Regions from separate parts of the Mus musculus genome. Here region 1 is linked to region 2. The links are chromatin loops, found by intact Hi-C in ENCODE. Cell type or tissue: heart. All regions are shown on one strand. Links, peaks and the distances in the headings refer to the core of each region. The heading gives the core; the rest is flanking DNA.

Evidence for each region. A loop is a pair of places that touch in the nucleus more often than their neighbours do. Peaks named below come from ENCODE experiments on the same cell type or tissue, not always from the same donor. Only the 100,000 strongest peaks of a DNase experiment are listed, where the experiment ranks them.
Region 1: a loop joins it to region 2, with 2.1 times the contacts of the local background. A loop is called at or near these places in 8 of 42 quality-filtered maps.

The regions. Positions count from the first base shown.
Region 1 is chr8:91,518,305-91,526,634 of GRCm38, reverse strand. Fto (fat mass and obesity associated) reads right to left here. Exons shown (of 9, transcript NM_011936.2): 8 at 3,739-3,863. Among named protein-coding and RNA genes, the nearest start is that of 4831440D22Rik, 55 kb to the right of the region's middle. In heart, for the core only: no CTCF peak of the experiment used is centred there; a DNase peak (open chromatin) is centred at 4,244; H3K27ac peaks cover 407 bases.
Region 2 is chr8:92,010,119-92,018,448 of GRCm38, reverse strand. Gm36843 (a long non-coding RNA gene) reads right to left here. Exons shown (of 6, transcript XR_879096.1): 5 at 8,206-8,330; 6 at 7,589-7,905. Among named protein-coding and RNA genes, the nearest start is that of Gm28516, 10 kb to the left of the region's middle. In heart, for the core only: a CTCF peak has its summit at 5,052 (motif pointing right); a DNase peak (open chromatin) is centred at 7,838; H3K27me3 peaks cover 741 bases.

The sequences.
Region 1 (8,330 bases), core at 318-8,317, 490 kb after region 2:
CCTCTCTAGTAACCTGTTATGTCTTCGTGCCCATGGAACTGGCTGCACTGTCGTAGGCACAGCATTGCGTGCAATGTTTTTGTACATAGCTAACATACAAAACACATATAACAAAACATATACGAACAGATGCTTGCTGAGGAAAACCATTCTTGCCTCAGAAGACAGAGTCATGATGTGGCCATGAACAGAGCTGTGTGGTCTCCAGCGTCACCCCGGTGCAGGGCACTGTGTGTTTGTGGAATGAATACTGGGGTACAAACTCTTCTAGAAAAACTGCCAGGTCTTAGCTGGAAGACAACAGTGCCCGTGAGCCACACACAGACCCAGTGCAGTGACATGTGGGAGGGTCAGACACTGAAATGGACACCCGCCTCCACTTTTTAATTTTTTTTTTTTTTTTTGCAAAGCATTTTCATTACCCTCCATCACTGGAACTGAGCAAGCCAGCAGAAACAAAATGTTTGGTGCTCATTCTGACATGTTCAAGGCAAAGGGGGCCCCTTTATCCCTGAAGCTGAACGTGGGTAATTACGCCATCAATACCTTGGCATTTTCAGTAGTCCAGGTGATATGCTGGGGATATGTATAAAATAAGCCAAGGTGCTGGCTTTTAGATTTTTATCTAGAAAAACAAGTCAGGCATGGACACCGGACTGTACCTTTTCTTTGGTGTACTTTTCAAATGATAATTCCTTCCACTGCCACCATTAAATCTTAATCCATTCCAGCTCCGTGCATGGGTCATTGAGTCTATATGTACTGCTGTTATTTTAAAATGTTTCCCCTTGGTAAGGAAAGAGGGGGAGAAAAGATGTTGAGAGCCAGATGGGCCTCTTCACAGTTCATTTATCAAACCTAATACGCTGGGCTCCACCCTCCTCTCTCTCACTATTGCGGTTAAACTTCCATATAATTTGGTAATCATTTTCATTATCAGACACTGACCCCAAAGCAGCCGATCCTGGGATATTCAGTCCTTGCAGCTGCTCTTTTTCTGCCTGCTCCTACAGTAGACCCTAAGAGCTTTGGATTTTATTAGCTGCAGACTGACCTCTGGGCTGCGGAGGTCAAGAAGGGGTCAGATCAGAGGGCTTGCCCAGTTCTTTAAAAGCTATAACAAGCTGTCCGTCAGGCAGAGTGGACTGTATAAACAAAGGCAAATCTTCAGAAATTCGGTACCTCTTCTGTTAACACTTGCCGGGCATTCACACGGTGCTCCTGATGGGGACGTGAATGGACAGCCTTAATAAGCCTATTTGGAGAGGGCTGTTTATAAGATTATCGAGTTTGGGGAAGGAAACCCGACAACGCTCAGAAGTGCCTCTAGAATCGCAGGCTTGTGTGACACTGTGACAAACTCAGTTACCCCAAGTCACTGCAGAATTGACACTTTCCTTAAGGAGCTAAATTACAGAGAACATATGCTTTTGGTTTCAGACATGCAGAGCCCCAGACAATGGCACCACTCCGGGTCTGAGAGAGGGACACATATTTTATGACTGAGTTACAAGTTTCACTGAAAATGTTCTCTGGAGATCACGATGGCAGATGAACCTGCTGATGGAAGGGGTTTTGCAGGGGAACTGGTACTGAAGTCACTACCAGTGGGAGTCAGAGTGACTGGGTTCTTCAAGTGGTACAGCCCAATGTGTGTTATAAGTTAATTAGAGTCATCTGGACGCAACTTTCTGAAGAAAAAAAAATCTATTATCTAATCTAACTGGTCCCTCGATAGCTTTGATGAAGGTAAAAAAGGCTGTAATCTACTGCTTGGCCTCTGATGAGTGCTAATGATTTCCTGTTAAAGTGTGTGTGTGTGTGTGTTTTCCTTTGTGTAATTCCTAAGCACACAATAAGCCCATCTTTAAAACCTAGGCGGCAAGCAGCAAGGAAGAGAGGCACTCTCTGGGATGTTTTATAACTTTTACCACCACCCGCTGGACAGCCACGCACAGCCCGGCCTGTGCCAGACACCAGGCAGTGCTTTGATGAGGAAAGAGAGGGATATGGTGAGCGTCTGTTTATCCGGCTCACATGGATGAGGCTTTGAGATAGGGCACCGAGATGGGAAACATCAAATGGGGGTGCGGGAGGGTGGGGGAGGAGGACGGTTATTTAATACTCTGAGGACACTTTGCCTTTGGAGCTCTCAGGACATCGACCTCTTGAAATTTTCTTTCAGGTGTTTGGTTTTAAGAGGGTCTGCACAGTGTCAGCAGCTAAGCCCCTTCTTCCCTCCGCCTCTGCCACAAAGGACTTGTGAAGTTTTGTTTCAGATGCTAGACTACATCAACTTCAACACTGGCTCCAGCTCCTGATTAAACTGTTAGCAGGAAAGGGCCAGAAACGCTGAAGCCAGACTCCATTTAAACATGCCATCTCGGCCACACTGTCTAATGAGTTGATGTCATAGGAAATTACTGGTAACAAACTATATGCACCCAACAAAAGACAGCCATTCCTGGTGAGCGTGCACTCTGGGCTGGGCTGTCTTTCGAGGGAAGACCATGGGAGAGAGGAAGCACAGAAACACATTCTTCCCTGCTTTCTGATTTAATATGTAGCGCCAAGAAGAAGACAGAACGGAGCAAAAAAGAGAGAAGAAAACCTTTCCGATGCCCCAATGCTGATAATTCACTATTTAAAAAAAATATAATACAAATGTAATAATGGTAACACAAAAAAGCAAAAAATTAAACGGTAAATCATGCCTCAGTCAGTGCTGTTGAAAATTCGTTTACTGTGAACACACTGTGAGAAAGGGCGATACTGAAAACCACGATGCTTCCCTTAAATGCGGGACGGAGATCATACAGCCCAGAGGAAGCTGCTTTCTGATACCTGGGGAGAAGCAAGAGCCAACAAAAATGCCTTTCTTGGAAAATGCTGCTCATGCCTTCATTCCTGTTTAAACACATCTATTTTTCATGATCATAATTATTAGTAAAGCTATCAATTGTTGTAAATTTTGCAGTATGGAGTTTTAGAGAATATTATGGTTATTAATAAAAATGCTCTTTGACTCCCAGGCACAGAGAATTTCTAGGCATCCAATACGGCTGTGGAACAACACCCAGTATCACCTCCTGACTCCTCTGGCTCCTGCACGGAGACGGATGAGAGCTCAGCGGACCAGCTACTCAAGCAAGAGAATCCCAACATCGAGGCGCTGGCTCTGACCTCCCACGCGTCTCAGATTTTTCACATAGACGCTACTAGCTTTTGCCAGCAAGCACATGACGTCAGAACTGGTGATTTACACGAACCTTCCATCATGATAGCTTTCTAACCATGGGTACCTTCAAGCACAAAGAAACCAGGCTGAAGCAAAAAGAATCTCTCCTCAGCCAATCCTGAAAAATGAGGCAGGCCGATGAGTATACCACTTCCAAACGCTCTGCCCGTGTGCAGTAACAGAGCGGGCTTCGGTGAACTGCCCAGGCATCTGCCTAACTGAATGGGCAAAGCTAGCCTCAGACAGCTGACCAGAAAGGGCGCTTGGGTATCAGGTACTTACACTACATTATGCTCAAGATGCAAGCCTACAGGCTAAATGTCACACTAGAGGAGAACCTGTACATGCATGCGGACAACGTCGGGAATAGTTATAATTGATGCGGTTACCACGGGCAGGGAAGCTAACGTTAGCTCAGAATGTCTTCAACCTTAGTTCTCTGAGCGGGACGCGCAGAGCTGGGGCAGGGACACCAGACCCCACCTCTGAGCAGAACAAACCTGGCATGCCACTCCTTCCTCAGGTTCTGGCGCACGGTGAGCGGGACCAGGATGGCAGACAGAATCTCACTCCTTTGTTCCACCGGGAGCCCCTCTCTTTTAACTTCACGGAGCACCGCATTTGTCTGGAAGAAATGGTCCCCAAAAGAGAAAGAAAAAGTGAAAAATTAATAATAAAAAAAGCCCATAAGCAAATAAGGACAGTAAATCAATGGCTTTTTTATTACAGTTCCCTTGCTAACAAATCAATACGGTAAATGATGGTCAAAAATGGCCAGCATATATTCTGGGTTTAATCAATGTACATGGCACACAGGGTAAACTCCAAAGCAGAATCGCCTAAAGAAACGCGTCCAGACGCCGAGCCTTCTCGCTCCTATTTCCTTAGCACACCAAACCATTTTTTTTTCCAGGGAACTGCCTACCATGAGCTATTATTAGGAATGATTTTCGCTGACTGGTCACTGTGAGTTGTTTGTTTAAAAGGCTGTGACTTTCCCTGTTCCCGCTTGGACCCTCACGGTTGACTCATTACTCTGACTCCCACCCATGTCATTCCTTCTCCCTGCTTGCTGCAAATCAAGATCTGGCACAGGAACAAGGAAGGGTGTAACAATCAGACGGAGCAGTGTATCTCAATGAACGTCTCTTAAGATTTGAGAACGTTACCATCTGTTATTAACTCCTAAAGATTTTTATTTTGTTTTAAACTGTGTGTACTTGTGTATGCTCCTGTGTGGATATGTATTCGTGAATGAAGGAGGGTGCTGGATCCCTGGGAGCAGGACTTACAGGTTGTGAATTGCCTGATGAGGGTGCTGAGAACAAACTTAGTACCTCTACAAGAACAGTATCTATCTACTCTAACTGCTGAACCGGCCCTCCAGTCCCACATTTACTTATTTTTTAACCTATTTCTTTAGTTTTGGGGTGTCTGCATCTATGTGCACGGATGGGTGCCACAGTGTGCATGTGGGAACCAAGAACAACTTGAGAGGGTTGGTTCTCTTTTATCCTGTGGGTCCCCAGAGCCTGACTCAGGCCATCAGGCTTGGCAGCAAGCCTCTTTATCTGCTGAGTTGTCTTGCCAACCCCGGGAACGTTACTTTAATTTCAAGTCAGTGGTTCTAGAACACTTTTTTATAAGCACTAGTTTACCCAAATATGAATATGTGTCAGGTAGTGTACAAGTCATACATATCTAGATAGTCCTAAAAACAAGATGAAAATGAAGCTGGTTTTCCTTTGAATTTATAAAAATAGTTTTTGTTTGTTTTAATGAACTGGCCAAAGTAAAGGCTGGCGGAACTGGAGCGTCCTCCTGTGTTCTAGGCGCACAGCTCAGGCCTTCTGTGTCTGGTCTGACGCAGCTGCTGAGCTGCAAAGCACCCAAGGAACTGGAGACCCGCCTCTTCACCCCACTTGGCCCTACAGCATGCCCTTAATGACCCCATTACCCGCTTGAGGGGGGCTACAGGAGTATCTATTGTTTCTGTCGCCAACACCCACCCTCTGATCCTCTGTCCAGCAACAGCACCCAGATTCCCTATGGGAAATGAAAGTCCTTTCTCTCACTGCTCCCGGCCATAGAGGACTGTCATGTCCCTGTGAGGGCACAAGCCAAGCCTCCCTGATTCTTTTATCTGGTATGTCATACTCTTGAGAGGATGAGGAAGACAGGAGAGCGTCTTCAGAGGCGACCCGAGCCGTCGAGGACCTTAGCTTCTCGTGCTCCTAGCCTTCATGCGCATCCTGTCAGGTCTTGCTCTGTTCCTAAATCATCAGAGTTGCCCCTGTCTTTTGAATAAAGTCTTACTTTTTTTTTTTTTTAAAGTAAACTCATTAAAATCTATTTCTCATGCTTAGAATGGAATTGTCTGGCCTGTGCAAAACTAAGACAGGAGACAATATCCCTACTGTGAAAGGTCCCTGCTGGGATAAGAACCCCTGACTCATGCCTCTAGGATGTTGACACGCACAGTCCTGGGAGACAGTACCAGGGGCTTCAGACCTCCAGCCCAGAGAGGAAGCTTCCTTTCTGTAGAGTCCACAATCCAAGCTCAAGAGTTACATTTCCCTCTCGGGCAGACAGGAGGTGAGAACGTGTGAAGCAGAGGTGACTGTCACATGGTCACGATGGCTCTGCAAACTGTGCCCTTCATGCATGCTGGTTCAAGAGGGCCAAATCGGAAATACAGACAAACAAACAAACAAACAAACAAACGCCCATTGGTAGGGGGATATTAAATGTGAACACTGCTAGTTTTGTTCATGTTGGAAACCCATTAGCATTTTTAATATCATAAGAAATATGAAATACTATGGGTTAAACAGATCTCAGGCAGCTGCTAGCCTGTGGCTTTTAATCTAAAAGTTGTCTAATTTCTGAGTGTCTTACTCACAACAGCTCTGTCTCTTGTCTGGAACACCCGACCTCACAGAGTTGAAGTTGACCATGGCCTCAAAAAGTCATCATACTACCATGCCTGTGTGTACATGCTACTTCATGCAAACGACAGCAGACCCATCCAATAGGATCCAGATGTGAGGGAAATAATTTGTAAAGTGTCTTTAGTGCGCCCCAGCCTCTACCATGACTTCAATTGTAGCCAATGGCTCCTGTTCTCCATACATGCAGTGAGAAGCCTCTCAGAGAGCGAAGAGGAGGTGCAAGGAAGTTTACCAGAAGCTGAGGCTATTGTCTCATCTAACACGATTTCCCTATTACCCCCCTAACCACTTAATATTCATCACAACAACAAATGAGAAAGAAACATGAGATTTCAGTTATACACATGATGAGCTCATAAAGCCAGGGAACTCACTAGGTGCTATGACAGGCACTCCACTGCCAAGAATTAACGATCTTCTGTAATAACCAGAATCCCGAGTTTCAGTTTCCTGGGCTTCTGGCATTCTCTCAGACCCATGCGAGCTATATAACATCTAACACTTTTCTTTAAATTGGCCTATATTTTAAAAAAATAGAAAATATGCACACTCTAAAGAAAGATGGAGAGAGCCGGGTGTGGTGGTGCACACCTTTAATCCCAGCACTGGGGAGGCAGAGGCAGGCGGATTTCTGAGTTCGAGGCCAGCCTGGTCTACAAAGTGAGTTCCAGGACAGCCAGGGCTATACAGAAAAACCCTCTCTCGAAAAACAAAAACAAAAACAAAAACAAAAAAAAAAGAAAGAAAGAAAGAAAGAAAGAAAGAAAGAAAGAAAGAAAGAAAGAAAGAAAGATGGAGAAACCCTTGTTACCCTGCCAAGCTGAGCTGATAACCACCCAGTGAAGGCAAGCTGTCTGCCCGACTCCCTCTGTGAGCCCATGGCTTGCTCAAGGCTCCCTCTCAGCCGGTCACTGCTTGCTGGGCTCCCAGATGGAAGCACAGTCCTTCTGCATCATGAAAGAAGGCATGAGAGTGTTGGAGAAATGAAGCCCCATCGTACTGCAGGAGGGCCTCTGACACCATCACACAAACTGAAAAGAGGCCAAGACGATCTCCTCCTCGCAGTCCGCCAGTTGCGAGTCCTCAGTGGCACTGAACTTCGTCCTGGGGACGCCCGTGGGCTTCAGGCCACAGTCGGGAGGGAAGGCCTGACAGCAATGGTATTACTACAAAACATTTCCTAGGTTTAGAGGGAAGCCACTGAGCAAAAGGAAATTTCAGAATGTCGAAAGAGCATTCCTTTTACATGATAATTAACTGATATTTCTCTTTATAGTAATAGGGCTCTTCAAGGTTGATTTATCTGGGGAACATGAGTAGGTATTTTCCCATTAGTATCAGCATAGAACATTGGGCATTCTTGTAATTTCAAAATGACCAACACCAGGATCTCAGAGTCACAATTTGTCTACTTCCCAGCTCCCATCTTTACCATCACCAGAAAAGTAGCCCCCCTAAAACTATACAACCATAACGGTCTTCTGTCAGGAGTGTGTTCTGCCTCCCCCCACCCCACCCCTCACAAATTACAAAGCTCTGCTCTGAGTGATACTGCGGGCTAAGGTTCAACTTGCGAAGAAACTTGGTTTCAGATGTTATCAGCCAGGAAAGCCATTTCCCCACATCAGCACTGTCAAAAACCCAACCGGCCTCCCCTCTTCAAAAGTCCAGGGGTCCTTTCTTCCTTTCCTCTTTTCTTCCATCCCCTCCCCCTTTAAGAAGAAAGGTTCTGAGCCCACTGAGATAGCCTTGGTCCCATCAAAGAGAGGTCGGTCTCAGGTCTTCCCTCATTTACTCATTGTCAGCTCGAGATGGCTCTTTTGTGTGGCCTCTGAAGCGCAATGCTGAGTGATGCCTTCACATTTTCTACACTGGACGGGCACCTCCAAAGATTTCCACTGCTCTTGGATCCATAGCTCAGCAGAACAAATAAACATTCCTCTCTGCCCGGCCGCCTCCTTTATCTCCCTCTCTGGGAGCAGGAGATTTTGGGGGTGCCAATGTTTACACAATGTTAAAACTTTCTTTCCCCTGTTTCCTGAATTTGAGAAAACACATCCTGGATGACCTCGGGTACGAGATAACACCAAGTCACCGCTGGGTGCCACCTCCACTGGACTATAGGAGGCAGCTGTCTTAGG
Region 2 (8,330 bases), core at 212-8,211:
TCTGCCTTATGGGGCAGGTCTGTCAGAGGCCCCAGCTCTACCTCAGCAGTGTCAAAGGGCAGCCTCTCCACCTCCAGCCTAGCACTTCCATTTCAGCCATGTAGTACATCCCTCCTGGCTTCAGGGGCCTCTGCCTGGTCCTGGCCCCAGTGCTTGACACCAGGGCCTGTTCTAAGAGTTTTAGCGGCTGCTGCTGTGTTTCGACTAAGCTATCTGAAATGGTTCTGTCTCTCTAACTGGACTCTGGTGTGAATGTGGGCTAGCTTCCCGAGCTCCCATGTTGAGCAGTAGGAGTTCTGTTTATAAAGTGTTGAGGTAATCCTTCTAAACCAGCGAGAACAACACACATCAATCATGGGACATTCTTATGAATCATTGCTCTATTAGCCTAGTTCCATTGGCCCTCCCTAATCCCCACTACTACTCTTCACTAAAGGACCCATTTTTTTTGCCCCCTGATTACTGTCTCTAGATTGTCTAGCCCTTGACTTCTTGGTTCCAAGACCTAGGCCAGTGCATTTGTCTATTGTCCGTGTTTTAAGGGCATAGTTCATGTCTGCATGTGGAGCCCCAGGCCTTGCGACCTAATAAAAATGAGTTTGTTAGCTTTGGATTTTTGTTAAACAACAACAACAACAACAAAAAGTCAGGCTGACTTCCATCTTGGATCCTCTGATGTGAGAGAGCAGCCAGTCATGCCTAGCAACCTAGGGTTATCCCTTGTCCTAGTAACTCATTGTACAGTGATGTCATAGACACCCAGCCAGGACACCTCGCATAGCAGACAGTCATGATCGTTTTGGTCAGTATTCTACTGCTGTGAAGAGACACTTTAACCATGGCAACTCTTATAGAGGCAAACATTTAATTGGTGCTGGCTTACAGTTCAGAGGTTTAGTCCATATTGTCACGGTGGGAAGCATGGCAGCACACAGACACACATGACGCTAGAGAAGTAGATTAGAGTTATACGCCTGAATTGGCAGGCTTCAGGAAGAGGGTGACTTGGCTTGATCTTCTGAAACCTCAAAGCCTACCCCCAGTGACACACTTCCTCGAGCAAGACCAAACCTACAATAATGCCACTCCCTATGAGTCTGTGGGGGCCATTTTAATTCAAACTATCACAATTATGTAAACCCAATAGTGAGCCATTTGTCACATAGTGGGTTCTCAATAAACTGGTGTCGAATCAAGGCATAGAAATGTCCCTTTCCAAGCAACTTTGGTCTCACGAGTTAAACCAGTCTCCTTTGTTCCTCTCTATCCCTTTAATAGCAACAACATAAAAATAAAACAGTCTGTAAGGGCGAAAGGAGCTGATCTGAGGTTCCAACAGCCACTGCGAGACTGGCTTCTCTCAGCTCCTGGAGTCCCAGGAGTGAGCACAGATATGACCATCAAATACAGTATTCCAGGACTGTAAACTGTTTGTGTGTGTGTGTGCCGAGGAAACCCACTTATCACCTGGGCAGGCCACTCAGGCCCATGGTTCTTTCCCTCCTTGCAGATGTCACACAGTTATATTCTTCTGCTGGTGGCAGTATGAGTCCTGCCTGGGTGGCGACAGCCCAGGAGGAGAGGCCAGCCAGGGTGGGGTGACTGCCTGCTACCATCAATTTCCAGTGGAACAAGTGCTGTATTTTACCCAGCACCTAGTTTATGTGCCTTGGCAACCACCTCCTGGGCCAACATGGAGTTTGCAAAGCAAGAAATCAAATGTCAGAAGAAGTGTGGCCAGGCTGGCAGGAGGGCCGGCTTGAGGACCTTTGCCTGCTGAGCCTGCAGCTGGTGCTGGAGCAATCGGAGGGTTCCTGGAATTCTCCTCATGTTGGGTGGCAGGAAGATTGATAGAAGAGAGATGGGTCTGCACACAGTGTCCCAGAGGCCCCTCTACATCACAGAGCATCTGAAGAGCCTGGAGAGGCGGGCAGCTGGCTTGGAACCAGGGATCCATGGCACTGCTGTCTAGCAGCGAGCGATGAGGCATGCGCCCTCTCTGCGCTGTGTGCATCTAGGGTACGGGAGGGTGGTGACATCCAAAGTTCATAGGGTGCTTTTGTGGGACTGAAAGAGAGAGTTCACTTACATCCCTAGCAGAGTCCTCAAAACATGGTAACTCCACAATGAACAAGTGATTGTTGCACCGACTGTAATCATGTTGTAAGTCTGGGCTCTGCAGTGGTTTTCTGTGTGTGGTGGGCTGAGCCAGCCCTCTGGACCTCTCAGCACAGATTTTCCCATCCACACTCCATCCAATTGGATGGCATTGTCATTTTAACAGAAAGAGGTGTTACCCTGGACAGATAGTATACTGGCCCACGCTCTCACCTCCAGTACAGCAGAGTCCCCACTTCCAGCATGGCGCAGTTTCCCTCTTACAGAATGATACAGTCCCTCACTTCTAGCATAGCACAGTCACCTAGTTCCAGCATGGCGCAGTCCACCACTTCCCACATGATGCAATCCTCCACTTTCCTGAAGCTCTGTTTTGTCACCTGGATATACATTCTCTGGTGCTGTCAGGCACACACTTAGCACCCAGTGGACAACGACTACAAATACCCCAGTGATCAACACAGTCCTTGACCATGGATGTCTGACAGGAACCCACAAAACAACTTTTATTTGAAAGAGAGATCACCCCAAGGAGGCCCACAAGCCTCCAGTGAGATCACACAAGATCACAGATTTAATATTCTCATATTCCCAGGCTTTCTGGATAAATCCCCATGAAGGAAAGAAGACGGCCCACGTTCCTTCCATGTTAAAGGGGGAATCTCGGGCCCTCACCACATCTCCATGGCCATGGGCTCACGTAGCCTGGCAAGGTAAGATCCAAGCTAACCGAAATTGGGGTTGGGAATGCTGGAGATGAAGCTCAGTGCTGAGGACTGGCCAAGCCCGTACAAGGTCATGAGTGTGGTCCCTATCGTCACCATGAGAAAGAAGTAGGAAGGAGAGTAAAGGGAGGGAGAAAGGGGGAGTTGCAGAGAGAGCCAGGCACACGTGCACACACACACACACACACACACACACACACACACACACACACACTGACAAATAGATGCACACACAGAGGGCAGATGATGGAGTAAGGGAGAAAACTCCAGAACCTCGAAGCCTGGAGGGTCTTTTCCGACTCCAGTAGATATTAGACACCCTAGAGGAATGAGGTAATGTTTGGAGATTATTTTGGTGTCACTATCACACTGGGGACACTGCTGGTGTCCAGTGGTCAGAGGCCAGGAAAGCTGTGACAGGTCCTACAGTGCAGAGCATGCCCTGAGATCATGGATCAGCCATCCTCACACAGCAGCAAGAGGAAGCAGATTTGCCTGTCCATCCATGTGCCCTGACAAGTTGGGCTCAGGGACCTGCAGGAGGGACACAGACACAATCCCACAGAGGACAGAGACAGCCAAACACAGGTGTTTATCTCCCAGAACCTAGATGTAGAAGCTCGGTGTTGATTATCTGCTTTGGTCTGAGCAATGTTTTGGGTGCTATCTGGCCCTGTGCTGGCATTTTTGGTCTCGCCTGAGTCCCAACGTCTTTGCTGGTACATAGGAAGGCTCACCCTACAGAACTGGGTGTGGCTCTGTGTCTTGCTTTATCCAGTTACACATTGAGCCAAGGGAGTATCAGTCACTTCTGGGGATGCTTCATGAGGCAGAACAAACCTAACCATGCTTCCATTTCCGCAGCTTGGGAAGAAGGGGTGGGTATAGGAGGAGATGAGAAAAACAAAACAAAACAAAACAAAACACAAGTCTAAAAAAAAAATCACAGGGCCACATCTTGTGTCCCCAAGAAAAGGTGGCACAAGGCAAACCCTGCACACGTTTAATGACATGTGGTATGAGTGAGAAGCAATTTTCATTGGTTTAAGCCATAACACATGGGCCTTCTTCACTGACAAGCCTTGTGAGCAGGAGAACTAGGCAATCCTGGACAGTACTGTTTCAGCCCTTGAATGTCAGGGTTTCATCAGGGAACCTGGATTTCCCAGTGACCAGGGAAGCAATAAGTTCAGGGAATTCCGAAATTCACAACTTCTACACACTGGATAACAGTAGCTGCCCATTGACAGAGGTGGACTTCTGCTATTCAGTTTGCCCTGGCAACACAAACCCTGCTCCATGTGTTTGCTCTATTTTCTTAGCTATTGGAGGATCTGGGTTTGTAATCCCTGAAACAATTAGCTTTGCCAAATTGCTGAGATGGTATTTCCTGTGTTGAGCCTGGGAATAGCAGAGACAAGCAGACCAGTGGAGAGAGCTGAAAGGGCAGGGAGAAGTGGAGGGCCAGGGAGCCAAGCTCCAGTCGCTACTCCTCACTTCCCAGAAAGAGATGGAGCCACATAGCTGTAACCTCAACACTCAGCACAGAGTGGCTGGAGGGTTGCCTAGGCTACAGTGTGGTTTCTGGGATAGCCTGGACTACATGGCGACACCCTGTATTAAACAAAAATAAAAATGAATTAAATTGTTTCTTATATTTCCCACAAATAGGAAAGAATAAGTGGTTATCATTGTTATTTTAGGTGACATTGCTTTTCAAATAGGTTTTTACCCATCAAAAAGATAACTGAAGAGCTAAAGGGAACTGCAACCCTATAGGTGGAACAACAATATGAACTAACCAGTACCCGGGAGCCCTTGTCTTTAGCTGCATATGTAACAAAAGATGGCCTAGTCGGCCATCACTGCAAAGAGAGGCCCATTGGACTTGCAAACTTTATATGCCCCAGTACAGGGGAACGCCAGGGCCAAAAAGGGGGAGTGGGTGGGTAGGGGATTGGGGGGTGGGTATGGGGGACCTTTGGGATAGCATTGAAAATATAAACGATGAAAATACCTAATTAAAAAAATATTTTTATACTTGTCAAAAAAAAGATAACTGAAAACAATCATGAATCTGTTGGAATTTAGGGAGAATATAAAAAAGTATAGACTGTCTCCTTTGTCTTTTAAGCACTTAAAATATTTTTTGTGTTAAAATGTTTTGCCTACAGATATGTTTGCGCACCACATGCATGCAGTGCCTTTGATGGCCAGAAGGGGGCATTAGATTTCCCCTTGGAACTGGAAAACGTTTGGTTGTAAGCTGCCACGTGGGATCTAAAAGTGAACTTTCTATGCACGAGCAGCTAAAGCTCTTAACTGTGGAGATGTCTCCCCATAGCCCAACTGTCATCTTATAGCTGTGTTTAACAGTATTGTTGGGAAAGTGCATTGAAGAAGAAGCTAATAAATTCTCAGGCACATTTTGGAGGAAGTACAACAGACAGAGAAGAGTCTCTTCGGCTTGTAAAAGTATTCTCAAAGTCAGGAATGATGTCAGAGTACAAACTATCTAGGCATCACCATAAAACTCTTGTTAAGGACATGGAAAGTTTGAAAGATGCTTGAAGTTAGTAAACCTTCTTAGCCAGGCCAGACTAGGCTGTAAAAACCCTGTTCTAAAACATACTTCAGAGATTATGGACACAGCCTTTGGAGGATGAAATCCACGTCCTTAAGATTCGTAGCTAACCCATACGAGATTCAAGAGAATTCTGTTGGAGGCAGCACCACCTGTGTGGATCCTGAGTGACAGGAGCCATCCAGAATGAAAGGAGCCTTTGATCCCCCAGTTTGAAGAGTGCTATTGGGTAAGGGATCGTGAGAGCTGGCCAATAGGGAGCAGCCCAGGCAGAACATGGCAAGTCATGATTATTGATAGGGAAGTAGACAAAATAGCATAGGGGGTTGATATCTGCCCTGCTCCAGTGCCATCTAAGGCTTATTACAAATATAAAAGCGTTGTGCGTTTTATCTGTGAACTGAATGATCTGAGGTGGGGTAGAAACCTCCAGTTGGGATGAAATATTTACTGCGACAGTGAGCATGCTGGGGGAGGAACTCAGCTATGAGAAGAAGCCTGTTCCAGAGAAGCTCATCCAAAGGAAGGCCTACAGGCCTCAGGACAGGTCAACTGGATCCTGGACCCAACAGTCTCCCACTCCCATTCTGTCTGCACAAAATTCCATGAGGGCGAGACTATCATTCATCTTTCTTCCATGTTAAAGAAAGGGTCTCCCGGACCTCATTACATCTCCAGGGCCATGGACCCACCCAGCCTGGGAAGGGCAGGGCCAGGCCAATCTAAATTGAAGCTGGGGGTGGTGGAGAAGAAGCTGTTGGTTCAGCAGTATTGGGGATCCAAACTTATGACCTCAAGCACTGAGAGCTAAGAGCTCTACCGCTCAGCTGTCTACCAAGTCCTCTTTTTTAGTTCTTATCATGAGATAGGGTCTCAGTAAGTTGTCCAGGCTGGCTTCAAATTTTGAATTTTTTTCTTAGCCTCCTGAGGAAGGAGGATTATTGTCCTTCACTTCAAGGCCTAGCAAGAGCCAATTCCTGTGAAGACGGAAGGACCTCAAAGAGGGCAGATTCAAAAGTTCCGGGAACTGAGGTAAAAGCTGAAAGGAAAAAGGATTATGGACCCTCTTCTAGAAAAAAACTGGGTCCTGAGGAGGGTGTTCCCAAGTGCTGTAGAGTGATGATGCTCAGAGGATTCCATTCTTCTTGATGGAGAGAAGGATCTACCAGGACCCCTCTCCCGGGTTTCTGCATGGCACACTGAGAGTGTGACCGCAGACAACTGTTCCTTTGACTTCGCACTCTTCCAAAGAACATTTTCTAAGGAGCTTCATCTCCCTCTAGACTCAATATTGTCACATTTCATAAGTGGGTGGAAGCAGTGCATTCTGCAAGCAGAAGGGATGTCATTGTGGTGACCTCAGGAGTTCGGGTGTTTTTGAGGATGGCTATAAAGTTCTCTCAACCTCAGGGTCTTTTTATAACGTGAGCCAGTCCCCTCCCCCACCCAGACACAAGTACCTGAGAACCTTGCTATTTCTTTTGCTCTGTAATGTGTGGCCGAGGAGCTGTCACCTCTTCGTAGTTTCTGAAACTTTGAGTTTCGCCCCACCTGGGAACTACTCCTGCCTCTGCGATTCACATTGATGAGAATTTCCGGTGCTCTGTGCAATGAGAACTTCCGGTGCCCTGAACAATCAACCACTGACACAAAGTCCCATGAGAGAATGAAACGGCCCTGAATGCTCTATGCCCACACAGTGAAAGATGGTGACCCTATAACCTCTGGATCAGGGTGAGGGAATTGGTTCTACAGCAGTGGGTGCCAGCAGCAGGGGTGGTGGGGTGGTGCAGGTGCAGGTGCAGGTGCAGGTGCAGGTGCAGGTGCAGGTGCAGGTGCAGGTGCAGGTGCAGGTGCCTCCTTGGCTTGCATGGGATGGAACATCTCCGAACTCACTCCAAGTTAGAGCTGGCTGTCAGAACACCACGCCCAGTCCAGCGCATTTCTTCCTGACAGACCTTGCAACCCCTCACAGACATGCATGCTGAGAACTGATCAGGGAGCCATGCTGCTTGGGAGGTTTTTGTTTTTGTTTTTTGTCAAGTTGAAATCTTATTTCTTGGAGGAAAACAAAAACAAAACCAAAAAGGAGGTGCTAGAGCCAAGAGCAGGGCTGCTCCCCTTTCCAGATCCCCCCCGCCCCCCCCCCCGTGGGAGGGATTACGCTTTTTTTTTTTAAGTTGGAGATTCTGTGTCAGATGTGGCCTTCAAGGAAGGTTCTCTTGAAATCCCCACTTTGCAGGTGACAAGATTGAGAATATCTGAGATCACACGGCTGAGTCAAAGTCACTCAAGGAGGAAATGGGGACCTGCAACAGGAACTCTTTCTGGCTTCAGAAGCAAGCTACTCATTTCCGCCTCCTGACCTGCCTCCTTTGAGATGGGTGAGCTGTGCTTGCCCACTAAGCTCTGAGTCTGCCAAGTGTTTGAAAAGTTCAGGAGCAGTAGGTGAACTGGGCTGAAAGAGGCGGAGCTAAGCTGAGGGCAGGAAGTGGAGAAAGAAAAGCAAAAATCAGTAGGAGCCGAATTTGTAGCTTGGCCTGTGCTACAAAGTCATTACTTGGTTCCACAAGAAGGTTTGCTTCTGAGATGTGCCAAGGAACTCACCCAGGGACACACAACCAGTGATCAGCAGAGAGGTTCACACCCACTTCCAAGCCCACCTATGAGGGAATGCCACCCCCTTAGCATCTATATTTTTTGATAAAAATACGGTCTCTTTGCCTGTATGTCTCTTAAGGTTGGTGCTCAGAGCTCTCAGCAGCTGTGTCTACCCACCTGCAGCTCAAGTCAGCCGATGAAGTTGGCCTGAATAGTAAAGCTGGTGCCTTGGAAAGGAAAGTCGTGCCATCCCATAGCCTTGAGTGACATCCCATAGCCTTGAGCCTGTCTGGGACAGTGCA